Linked DNA regions of Homo sapiens: region 2 is linked to region 1. Evidence: read pairs that join two places in POLR2A ChIA-PET (ENCODE). Cell type or tissue: PC-3. All regions are shown on one strand. Links, peaks and the distances in the headings refer to the core of each region. The heading gives the core; the rest is flanking DNA.

Evidence for each region. Peaks named below come from ENCODE experiments on the same cell type or tissue, not always from the same donor. Only the 100,000 strongest peaks of a DNase experiment are listed, where the experiment ranks them.
Region 2: POLR2A ChIA-PET joins it to region 1 with 5 read pairs; 2 of 35 experiments call an interaction of 5 or more read pairs at or near these places.

What each region holds. Positions count from the first base shown.
Region 1 is chr2:26,978,580-26,986,339 of GRCh38, reverse strand. The region is part of intron 1 of MAPRE3 (microtubule associated protein RP/EB family member 3); the gene reads right to left. MAPRE3-AS1 (MAPRE3 antisense RNA 1) reads left to right here. Exons shown (of 6, transcript NR_149018.1): 6 at 1,375-1,568. Among named protein-coding and RNA genes, the nearest start is that of MAPRE3, 12 kb to the right of the region's middle. RefSeq lists an enhancer at 3,694-3,753. In PC-3, for the core only: a CTCF peak has its summit at 3,769; a DNase peak (open chromatin) is centred at 3,799; H3K27ac peaks cover 428 bases.
Region 2 is chr2:27,270,509-27,274,508 of GRCh38, reverse strand. It overlaps a transcript of SLC30A3 not described here. Among named protein-coding and RNA genes, the nearest start is that of DNAJC5G, 2.9 kb to the left of the region's middle. In PC-3, for the core only: no CTCF peak of the experiment used is centred there; no DNase peak of the experiment used is centred there.

The DNA.
Region 1 (7,760 bases), core at 1,735-5,734:
GTCATCTTAAATGGCAAAAGGGACTTTGCAGATGTGATTAAGGTTTCTGTGATGGGAAGATTATCCTGGATTATCTGAGTGGGCCCAGTGTAATCACCAGGGTCCTTATAAGGGGAAGCAGAAGGGTCAGTCAGAGAACAGTGATGATGGAAGCAGAGTGATGCGCTGCCAGGAGCCAGTGAATGTGGGCAGCCTTTAGAGGATGGAGGAGGCAAAGACGCGGATTTTCTCCTGGAGGCTCCAGAAGAAACACAGCCTTGCCAACACCTTGATTTTGGCACACTGGATTAGTTTCCTGTGCCTACTGTGACAAATGACCACAAACTGGGTGGCTGAAAACAACAAAGGTCATTCTCTCACTGGTCTGGAGGCCAGAAGTCCAGCATCACAGCATCGGTAGGGCTGCCCTCCCTCTGAAGGCTCTTGGGGGAATCTGCTCCCTGCCTCTCTTCCAGCTTCTGGTGGCTTCAGGTCACTCCAATCTCTGCTTCTGTGGCCACACTGTCTCTTCTCTCTCAACACCCCTCTGTCCTCCTGCTTATAAAGATACATATGATTGCATTTAGGGCCCACCCAGATAATCCAGGATAAACCTCTCTCTCAAGATCCTTAACTTAATTAACACTTATTGCCATATAAGGTAATACCTATTCTTTTGTCCTATAAAGGAATATTTACCAGTTCTGGGGGATTAGAACTCTCACAGTAATTTGTTAGGCAGCAGTAAGAAATGAATACCTGGCTGATTAGGTCTCCTCTCACTGGGACTTCCTAGGCTGCTCTCTCATTCTCCAGGGGTTGCTCTGAGTTATGGTGGTTGCCCTGTGGCCATGGCAGTATGGTACAGCACTGGTCTGGGCCACACCTGAGCAAGTGGGGAGGGTCTCCAGGGCCTGCTTCTGCCACATTACTGCTATAGGAATAGCTTCACCAACTCAGATCTATGCTGCCAGAATGCTCTCTGGCTAAGTCTTTGCACATGGAGAAATGAGATGCACAGAACAGAATTTGGAATGAGAATATTGTGAATTATCTCAGGAGCTGGGAAGATGGCCCAGGTAGGATTCTGCCTGACTTGAGGAAAGGCCAACATCCTTCCCCAAAAGGGAAGAAGAGTTTCAACAGCACATGTCTTAACAATCTCTCTCAGGGCCGAAGCACCATCTACCTAAACGGTACTAAGCAAATGATATTGAGGCTAAAGAAAAAGGAAGAATTCAGGACCTAGGGATGTCCCTTCTACTCCTTCCCAAATGCTGCAGTAAACTCAGGCAGTTCAGCCAATGATCTTGGGCATTTAGACACCTGTGGGTAAGTTTAGCTAAGGCAGAGTTTCATTTTGATCTTAAACAAGTCATTGCCCCTATGTTTCAGCTCTCCACTGGCACAGTGAAAGCATCTCCTAGGGGTGAGTTCAAAACAGTTCCCTGACATGTCTTGGAAATAGTGCTACTGGGGACAAAATCAAAACTAATGTTACCTGGGGCAATGGGAAGTGCGTTCTGCATGTAATTTACACTGGAACTTGATATGACTACTGTAAAAACTATAAATGAATATGATCCTTAGTTAAAAGATTTATGTGCGACTGGAAGAAAATGGAGTAATATGTTCACCACAGTGAAAAGCAATGGTGGCAACGAGCTTTCTGTATGGAGGGGCTTAGGGTTGGTAATCTGGTGGGAAGAGGGAGCTAGAAGAAAGTCTTGAAGCTGCATATGCAGAAGAAGGACACATTTGTATTTGGAGCATATGTTTCCTTGGGGCAGCTTTCAGGAAGAGGGCAGTGCTAAAGCCCACCCAAACCACCCCCTGGTGCCACTGCTGTCTGAGTGGTAGAATTAAAAGTAGTTCTAATTTTCTCACTTACTCTTTACTATCTTTTCCAATTTTTCTACAAATGAAAAATAGTTAGATTCCATGTTTAAAAAAAATAATATGTTAGTATGTGTGTAGAAAAAAGTTGGAATATTCAACAAAATAGTGGCAGTGATTCTCTTTGGGGGACAGAGTTATGGAGGACTTCTACTTTTTGCATTGTGCATTTCTGCAATGTTTTAATTCATAAATATTTAATTCTAAAAGCAATTTTGAATTATATTTGTCATCCAGCAAGGGGTTTTTGATTATGACTATACACTAAAGGCATTAAACACATAACACTCTTACAAGTTTCTCTGAAAATATGGGCAAGGTCGTAATGATTTTGAGAATAATATATAAATATATTTAAATTCATGGGAAAGCTAATGCATGGACACAAACATTATTAGGGTGAGGGTGAGACAAGTGATGCAAAAATTCTCGAGTGTTCTTCAGAGGAATAACTGTGGACTTGGCAGTCATCTGAGGAAGTTCTTTCCAAACCTCACATCCCCAACAAGGGGAAGGGACGGGGTGAGGGGCAGCTGCTACCCAGGGACACCTGGAGTCAAAGGCTTCTCAGTTGTTTCTCTTTGCTTGCCTTGGGCCTTCAATGGGTATCTTGGGAAGCTTCTTAAGGAAGCTGACAGGCAGCCTCTTTGGAATTAGAAAAGGCTGTCAATTCCAGAAAACCAAGCTGAAAGGAATATATAAGATCTTTTAGCTAACAGCTCTGGGAGCTTTAAAACAACTAGTTATTTCCTAATGCCTCCCAAAGAGGTCATCTGCTCTAGGTGGCAAGCAACATAATTTCCACAGAACAGCTAGATACTGGGAGAACCATCTGAGTTCAAATGATGAATTTTAAAGATAAAGGTACAAATGGGATCTTCTTAAGTACCCTTGACAGGGCCTGCATTATCACTGAGTTCTCAATACCCTTCGAGAGGGCCTCAGAGGCATGAGTCCTCTTGTGTTATGACCTCCTAACACATCCTGGGACAGCCACGAGGCCAGAGCAGTGCCTTGCTGGGTCCTGAAAAATCAAGCCTTCCAGGCCAGGAGAAGTTCAATCAGAGGCTTGCATGTCTGAGAAGCCACAGGGGAAGCAGAGCAGTACTTGGGGAGAGTTGCTAGGCAGGGTTGGGGGTGCTGCATGGAGAAAAGGAGTTCTGGAGCCTAAGCTTGGAACCCAGTGGGCTCCTGGAAGATCTAGTCATCCATACCTAGGAGAGTGGGAAATGCACCCTTCGGAAAGGCTCCACTACACATTTGATTTTTAATTTATGCAAGCACAGATTATGTGGTGGGTTCCGTCTCTGAATGTCTATCTCTGTCTCTGTCTTACTGGAAGCTTAACTCTGCCCAAGTGAGGCTTTATTGAACAGGATAGTGGTAGCGGTAGTGGGATCTTCCTCTCATGTCTTTCCATTTCCCTCTGACAGGAGCTGGGTTGGGCCTTCCTAATTTTCAATGCTACTCCAAATCTTGAGAGTCTCTGAGTTTTGACTTTGAGAAGTCCAAAACATTGCTTTTGCTGGCACTCTTGTCCATTAGGGACAAATGTGAGGGCTTTTTCGTTAGTTACTATGGTCACTATATACTCACTCCTAGGTACCATTTCATAGCATTAAGGATGGACAGCAACAAATATGCCTTAGAAATCCATTCATTCTGCAATTATTTGTTGAGCCCCAGATACTGCTAGGTCTCACATGGTCCCTGCCTCATGAAGCTAGTTATCTAGTGAAATGGATAAACAGTAGTAAAATAATCATTCTACCTAATTATAGGCCAAGGGCTAATTATTCTCAGGTAGGCTGACTAGGTGGAAAGAGAAAAGAACAGTGGCAGGAGGCTGTGTTTATAGAGAGTCCATTTAATTCCACAGGCAACACAATGCACTTTTGCTCCTGCCCCACCTGGCTTGAGGCCTGTACTGCAAGCTGTTTGTTCCTTCCTGGTAGGGACTGGCAGGGAGCCATACTTCTGCTTAGGTCCTGGCTTTCATGAAACGGGACTACAAAATGTCCAGGCAAGGTAATGTCAGTGTAAGGCCCTGGAAAGAAAGCAGCCCTAGCTTTTCCGTTTCCACAGGTTGACTCCTGCACCTGACTTTCCACATATTCCCACCTAGTTAAGTCCCCTGCTATCAGCCCCTGTGGCTGCTTTGCATGGTGAGCTGTGTAAATGGCTTCAGTTGTGCAGCATGAAAGTAATGTGAATCCAGCAGGTGGAATAAAGACCACAACCCAGGGTGTTAGACAGGGTCAGAGTCAAAGTGAATGATCTAGGAGGACATGAGAAAGAGAGGGGTCAGAGGAGGAAAGGACTTTAGGCCAAGTTTCATAATAGGCAAGAGAGAAACAGGGCTGTTATAAACAGTTGTACACTTTGTACACTGCACAAAGCACCTTGTGGAGGAGATGAGGGCTGGAACCCTCACAAAATGAGTAGAACCCAAGCTCCACTCACAAAACTGCATTCCTAGCAAGGGACTCTATCTGTCTGGAGGAAGAACCTTCACTCACAGAGGCCAGAGAGGCATGGCTCAGTAGGGATCTGCTCAGAGAGTTGGAAACCACCAGACTCACGCAACAGCACATCTAAGAGTCGACTGTCAAGCCTGGGAAGATGGGCCTCCTTGGATTTTGAACACTACTGGAGTGTAGGTGGAGGAGGGCTGCTGGCTGGGTGCCACTCTTTTGTGACAAGCTGAGACCACAGAAGCCACTGGCTGACACGTGGAGGCTCCTTAGAGGCCCAGCACCTTTTCAAGGTAGGCTCCATGATCCAGCTCCATCTTCATTTCTCCTTCATCCATCTCAGCAATCCAGCCACACCCGGAAGGCACAGCTCGACTCCTGAGATTTCAAATATTCCTTTAAGAAATGTTAGTGGTTACACGTCTGTGTTAGAAACGTAAACATTATACAAAGATGAACAAAAGTAAAAGAAGCCTCTGCCAAATTTTAATATGAAAATCTTCCTCTGTCAGTGGCCTCCTTACTGCTCATCCCTCATATTCTAAACCTGTTTTCCGTTCCCACTGGCCCCTGTAATTCCTCTGCCTCCTCATTCTGGCTGACAACCAGCGCCTGTCTTCAACTTGTGGCCCTTCCTCTACCTCCGGCCTTAGGGCCAGCTACTTCACTGCATCTTAAGTTTTGACTCCTCAGAAACCTTGCCCTGAACATGCCAAGCAACACCCATTCCTGGTGCCCGTCCCCACTCACTGCTGCTTCTCTGGCCAGAGGACTTTAAAGACTCAGCCCATTATGAATTCATAGGTCCAATGCAGCATTCACAATAAGACCTTTATTCATCTCTCATATGCCCAGACTTATTTCTCACTGTGGGTAATTCAGACCTTCAAGAACTCAATTCCCCACCAACCCTCTCCCTCCCCCACCTCAGCAAGTGGCCTTGGCTCTATTTTACTAAAGAAAGAAAGGTCTTTTCTTAGGAGGAACCCCAGTAATCTATCCTGGACTTCACCCTAAAAGTCAGGGGTAGAAAGAGCCATGCCCTCTTCTCTTCAAAGGAACCTTTCCCTGGGATCCTAAAGATCATTCCTTTTTGCTTTATTTCTCTCTTGTCTGTGTACTATTTTCTTTGGATAACTCCTTTTCCCTTCTGCCATTAAACATGCTCAGACCTCCTTCTTATAAAAAATGATTCTTCGTCAATACCAAACTTTTACTCTAATTGAAAGTTGGTTAGATCACCATGAAGAACGTTGTATAAAAAGCTTATTTAAAAAATCGTACCCTTTGCACCTCTGTAATTCACTTTATGGAATATACCATGAATAAATAATCCACAAAAGAAAAAAATGTCACTTGTACAGTAATGTTCAAATCAGAGATATTTACACTTGCAAAATACTCCAACTGCCCAACAACAGATTGAGGTTAAGCATACTGGTATCAATATGATGGGATACCACCAAAGGAATGAAATATGTGAAGTTACAAATATATGGATTATGTCAATATAGAGAAGTCTGCAGATGAAGCACATTTTAATACACAAAATATATTTTAAGAACCACATACTACAATTTTATATGTTTGCTGATAAAGAATAGAATTATTTTACAAAAATAAAATATTTGATTCGATTGCTTCTTCTGGTTACTACTTTCTTTCCCTCCCTGCTGCCATTCTCTGGTGACCAGCCATTGCTTCTATTTTTCTCTGTCAATTTTCCCCTTAAACCACTCCAGTGTTTTACTGAATGGATACCCTAAGCAATCATCATGACTGCCTTCTAGTTAAATCCTTAAATCTAGTTAAATCAGCAGCACTGAAACTCTCTTCCAGACATTTTCTCTTCCCTTGCTGCTGAATCATCCTAATTTCCCACCATCTTGTTCCTTTTTTCCTAACTATGGACAGTTCTCAAAGCTTATTACTTGGGGCTCTGGTCTTTGTACTCTGCATGCAAGACCTCTGGAGAGATTCCTTTGAGGGAATCCAGCCCTCCTCTGTGCTGCTGACTCCCACTCTACAGCTCCATCCACAACCTGACCCTCAGCTTCCGGTTCTATGAGATCACTCAACTTGGATGTCCTGCAACCCACAGTCACGTTGTTTTTAGCTCTCTGTGTCTAAAAAGCAACTCCTTTCCAAACTGTCTCTTCAAACTTCCTAATTTCTGGTTAATGTCACCAATATTCTCCAAACTCAAAACCAGCACACATCCTCAGTCTGGTAAGGCTGCCCTGCCTACAAACCCCACCACACCCCTTCCCACGGCCATTCCTTTGCTGATGCTGTACCTTGCCTCCTGAAAAGCCCTCTCTGGTGTTCTGTCAACTCACAGCCTGCTCATCCTTGAGACAAGGTCAGGTTCTGCTTCCTTTGTGAAGTCTTGTCTTTTTTTAATAGAGATTGGCCCTTACTCTGCCACCCAGGCTGGAGTGCAATGGCATGATCATAGTTCACTGCAGCCTCAAACTCCTGGGCTCAAGCCATCCTCCTGCCTTGGCTTCCCTAGTAGCTGGGACTATAGGTATATGCCACCATGCCCGGCTAATTTAAAAACAATTTTTGTAGATGGGGTCTCGCTATGTTGCTGAGGCTGGTCTTGAACTCCTGGCCTCAAGTGATCCTCCCCCCTTGGCCTCCCAAAGTGTTGGTATGACAGGCGTGAGCCATTGCACCTAGACTGAAGTCTTTTCTGATTACTCCAGTTCACAATGATTATTTTCCTCTCAGCATCCTTTTGGAATTTAGACTCTGTAGTACCAGTGACACCCAATGCACTGTTCTTTTCATTTCTTTTGCCTCTCTTCCTCAGCTGTCCTCTGATGAGTCTCCACATCAACCTGCACACCCAGCTCCAGTGTGTCTTCATCTCTGAAGTCTTTCTGGTTCTCACAGGCTCAGGGTGACTCTTCCTTCTGGCTTACCAAAGCACCCTTTCCCATAGCTGATAAGGTTCCATCCCCTCATGTTACAGTGACATACAGTTTTGTGTCCAACTCTTTTGCCAGAATATTAGCTGAATTCCTTAAGGGCTGACACTGTGTCTTATAGAATAAGGCACCAAAGATGTGTTTCTGACATGCAATATTGTCATATGCACTAATCATTCCATATATCCATCTTGTCTTCCACACACATTACAGCCTCCTCATGGACAAGGGTTGAGTCTCATTTCCTTTATATCCCATAGTGACTAACAATACAAAACAGAGAAAGGGCTTGATGAAGAATACGTGCTGAGAGCATGCTTACATGTCTTGTGAAGATGATATGCAAATTTATATGAATAATCTGTAAACCTGGGAACTATACTTTTGGGGTAATAGAAGTCTTATCAAGTTGTCTCAAGACACTGTACCTTGCTATTTTGGGGCCAGCATAACACATCTCTGTACTTAGCAGTGA
Region 2 (4,000 bases), core at 1-4,000, 290 kb before region 1:
GCTGGTTTTCTTTGCAAGAGCACTCAATGGCTCCTGTAACATGTAGTAGAAAAAGCTTTGTTACTTGGAAAATGCTTATCTGTTAACCTTTTTGTAGCTTTTATCACTCTCTTCCTTTTATTACAGTTATTTGTGCACATTTTCCTCACCTTGTAGGTTTTTTTTGTTTGTTTTGTTGTGTTTTGAGGTGGAGTCTCACTCTGTCACACAGGCTGGAGTGCAGTGGCACAATGTCTGCTCACTGGAACCTCTGCCTTCCGGGTTCAAGTGATTCTCCTGCTTCAGCCTTCCAAGTAGCTGGGATTACAGGTGCCTGCCACCACGCCTGGCTAATTTTTTTTGTATTTTTAGTAGAGACGGGGTTTCACCATGTTGGCCAGGCTGGTTTCGAACTCCTGACCTCAGTGATCTACCCGCCTCAGCCTCCAAAAGTGCTGGGATTACAGGCGTGAGCCATTGCGCCAGCCCCCTTGAAGGCGTGAGCCATTGTGCCAGCCTCCTTGAAGCCATTGCGCCAACCCCCATTGCGCCAGCTCCTTCGAAGGTCACTCACCAAAAAAGAAGCTGAAGCTGATAATGTTTTTTGGTGGTTTGTCTCATGCCAAATTTCTTTAACCCCCAAGCTTTCATGACTCATGGGAGGACAGAACTAGCAGAACAAACCAGCTCATTTCTTCCCCAGCACTGGGTAGAGAGAGCAGAAGGCATTAGAGGTGCACTTGTAAATCAGTATTCCACCTCAAGAACCATCTAAGCAAACGAACTAAGGAGTCCATCTGTAGCAGACGTGATGACTGCTGAATTAATGAATTTATTTCTGTAGGCCTGTGGTCAGTGCAGGGAGAGGGGATGAAGACCTTTGCATTACCCACCTGGTCCATAGTCTCTGGGTCAGATGAGTTTAGAGGTCACTCACTTAAAAAGAAGCTGAAGCTGATAATTTTTTTATGGTGGTTTGTCTCATGCCAGATTTCTTTAACCCCCAAGCTTTCATGACTATCATGGGAGGACAGAACTAGCAGAACAAACCAGCTCATTTCTTCCCCAGCACTGGGTAGAGAGAGCAGAAGGCATTAGAGGTTCACTTATAACGAATTCCTTGCCTCAGTCTGTAAGACCCAGCGTGGTCCTGCCCCTCCCTCTCCAATCTTTTCTGGAACCACTGTCCTACTTGCTCTGGGCTCTGCTCCACCGCTTTCCTCTTTCCTGTTAGTTATTTGAAAACATCGTGTTCCCTCCCATTTCAAGAGTCTTTGACCATGTTGTTCCCTCTGCCTGGAGGGCTTGACCTCTCATCCTTCAGGGATCTCAGCTTCAGGCCTCCTCAGAGAGGCCTTCTAAACTGGGTTCTACTCCTCTCTCCTCACCTCATAACAGCCTGCAAATACACACACACACACACACACACACACACACTGTGTATATGTATCTATATCTATCCATATATATATATATATTTTTTTTTTTTTTTGAGACAAGGTCTTAGTCTGGAGTGCAGTGACACAATCACAGCTCAGCAGCCACAACTTCCTGGGCTCAAGCCATCCTCCCACCTCAGCCTCCCAAGTAGCTGGGACTAAAGGCATGCACCAGCATGCCCAGCTAATTTTCATATTTTTGGTAGAGGCAGGGTTTCATCATGTTGCCCAGGCTGGTCTTGAACTCCTGAGCTCAAGTGATCTGCCCGCCTCAGCCTCCAAAAGTGCAGGGATTACAGGCGTGAGCCACCACGCCCAGCTGGTGAACATATGTTTATTTGCATATTGATTTAAAAGCTGCTGTTGGCCAGGCGCAGTGGCTCATGCCTGTAATCTCAGCACTTTGGGAGGCCGAGGCGGGTCGATCACGAGGTCAGGAGTTCAAGACCAGTCTGGCCAACATAGTAAAACCCTGTCTCTACTAAAAATAAAAAAATTAGCTGGGTGTGGCGGAGGTTGCAGTGAGCCGAGATCGTGCCATTACACTCCAGCCTAGGCAATAGAGTGAGACTCCGTCTCAAAAAAAAAAAAAAAAATAGCTGCCTTCCCCAGGTGACAGCTCCACGAGGGCAAGGACCTTGTTTGTTTGTTGACCATTGTATCCCCAGCACCTAGAGTCATGCCTGGCTCACGTGAGTGAATGAATGATTTCTTGAATGAGCTATAGCTGAGGGCCGTCTGCTGATCCAATGTAACCTGGAGGTTGGGCTCAGAATTCCCTGGGACAGAAGCACTTAGCTAGGGAATTGGACAAGACTACAGGGCCCATCTTCCCTCATATGGTCCTAGACAAGAAGAAACCATGATACAGAAAGGTGAGAGGGGAGATAATAACGTGATCCTGAACTCCCCGTTTCTTATTTGCCTTAGTATTCCCTCCAGTTCCTAACACACTTCCTGTGTTCAGTAAATGTTGGTTGGTTGAATGAACAAGCAAAAGTGTGAGGCTTTTCCGAGACACTCCTACCTAATTATCTCTTTGGATCCTCACAACAACCCAAGAGGCGATTGCATCCCTGCTTCATAGAAGTGAGCCCTGAGAAAGAAGGCAAATTCGGTTCTGAGAAGAGTTAGTAAACACCTTTCGCATCTTGACAGAGGCTGCAGAATGTTTTCACTTCTTATCATGGCCCTCTGACATTCTAACTAATCACAGTTCATGGCTCTTGAAATAGCCGTTATCTGTAAGTCTTGCGAGGCTCTGCTCTGAATAGAATGTCACTTCAGCCAGGAAGCTGCAGAGGTGGGAGTAGCACGGCCCAGTCGGCCTGGCCTCCTTTGGCCAGTGGCTCTCCTCTTTGCCTTTACCTAGAAACCAGAGCCTCTTTGACTGAGTGTTCTATGCCTGGGCTCTTCTCACACGCAGCTCAGTCCTAGGAAGAACACACAAGCCAGGGGTCAGAAGCCCTAGATCTTAGCTCTGGCTCTGGCCCTCACAGGCTGTGTGATCTTAGACAAATCATTTCATCTCTGAGTCTATTTTTCCTCTTCTATAAAAACCTGTGCCATTTCACAGGGTTGATGTCAAGACTTAATTGGATTTGGTTTTAAAAAGAATGAAAGTAAAAAACCAAAAATAACTGCCAAAGAATGATTACAGACTAAAACCATTTCTTGGATCATTTGCCCTCCCATCATACCTTGAGTCAGTGATCTTTTTGTTTACTACCACTCAGAGCCATTTGGTCTCTCATGGAGAAAACGAAGAAGCATCCCTTGTTTACCCACAAACAACTAAAGTTTTAGTCATATAGCTGGAATACACACACATACAGACAGCAGACATTGGCATATTTATACCCAAAATACCACGCTCTGGAACATATGCAGTGGGAGAGAGAGAGATCACAATTTGTCACATTCAACCACCAGGTTCTCAAATTGTACAGTTTTTGAGCTGGAAGGGACCTCAGAGATTTAACTTGAATCCAACGCCTTCATTTTATAATTGAAGAAAGTGCAGCCCAGAAAGGCGGATTGACCTGCTTAAGGTTATCTAGTGAGATCTGACCTGAGTTTTCTGACTCCAAGTTCAGTATCTACACCGTGACTGTTCCTTCCTACTTTAAAGTCCAAATCTACAGACAGACCAAAGCTGTGGGGGATATTCACATCCTCTCATGGGTGATGTCAGGTAATGTTCCTCTTTCCCCTCCCCCAGCAGAAGGCATGTATACTACATGTGACCAAAACCACCACCACCCACCCAATTGTGTTTGCCTCTGCTTCCCAGGCCAGACATCTCAGGATGGGAGGTGGAAGACTTTCAGCTAGAAAGGAGACTGCTTCATGTCCCTGTCCTCTCTGACCTGCAACCCCAAACTTTGCAGACCCAACACTAGGCTAACAGCACCTGTCTTACCTGTAAACTGGAGATAATAGTGTCTGTCTCTTCGGGTTGTTATGAGGATTAAATTTGAATAAAGCACGAGGCACATGCTTTATTATTATTACTATTGTTTTTATACTAGCTATTTCTATCCTATCTCCTGATTTTATAAGGAGAGAGGTTGCATTTCATT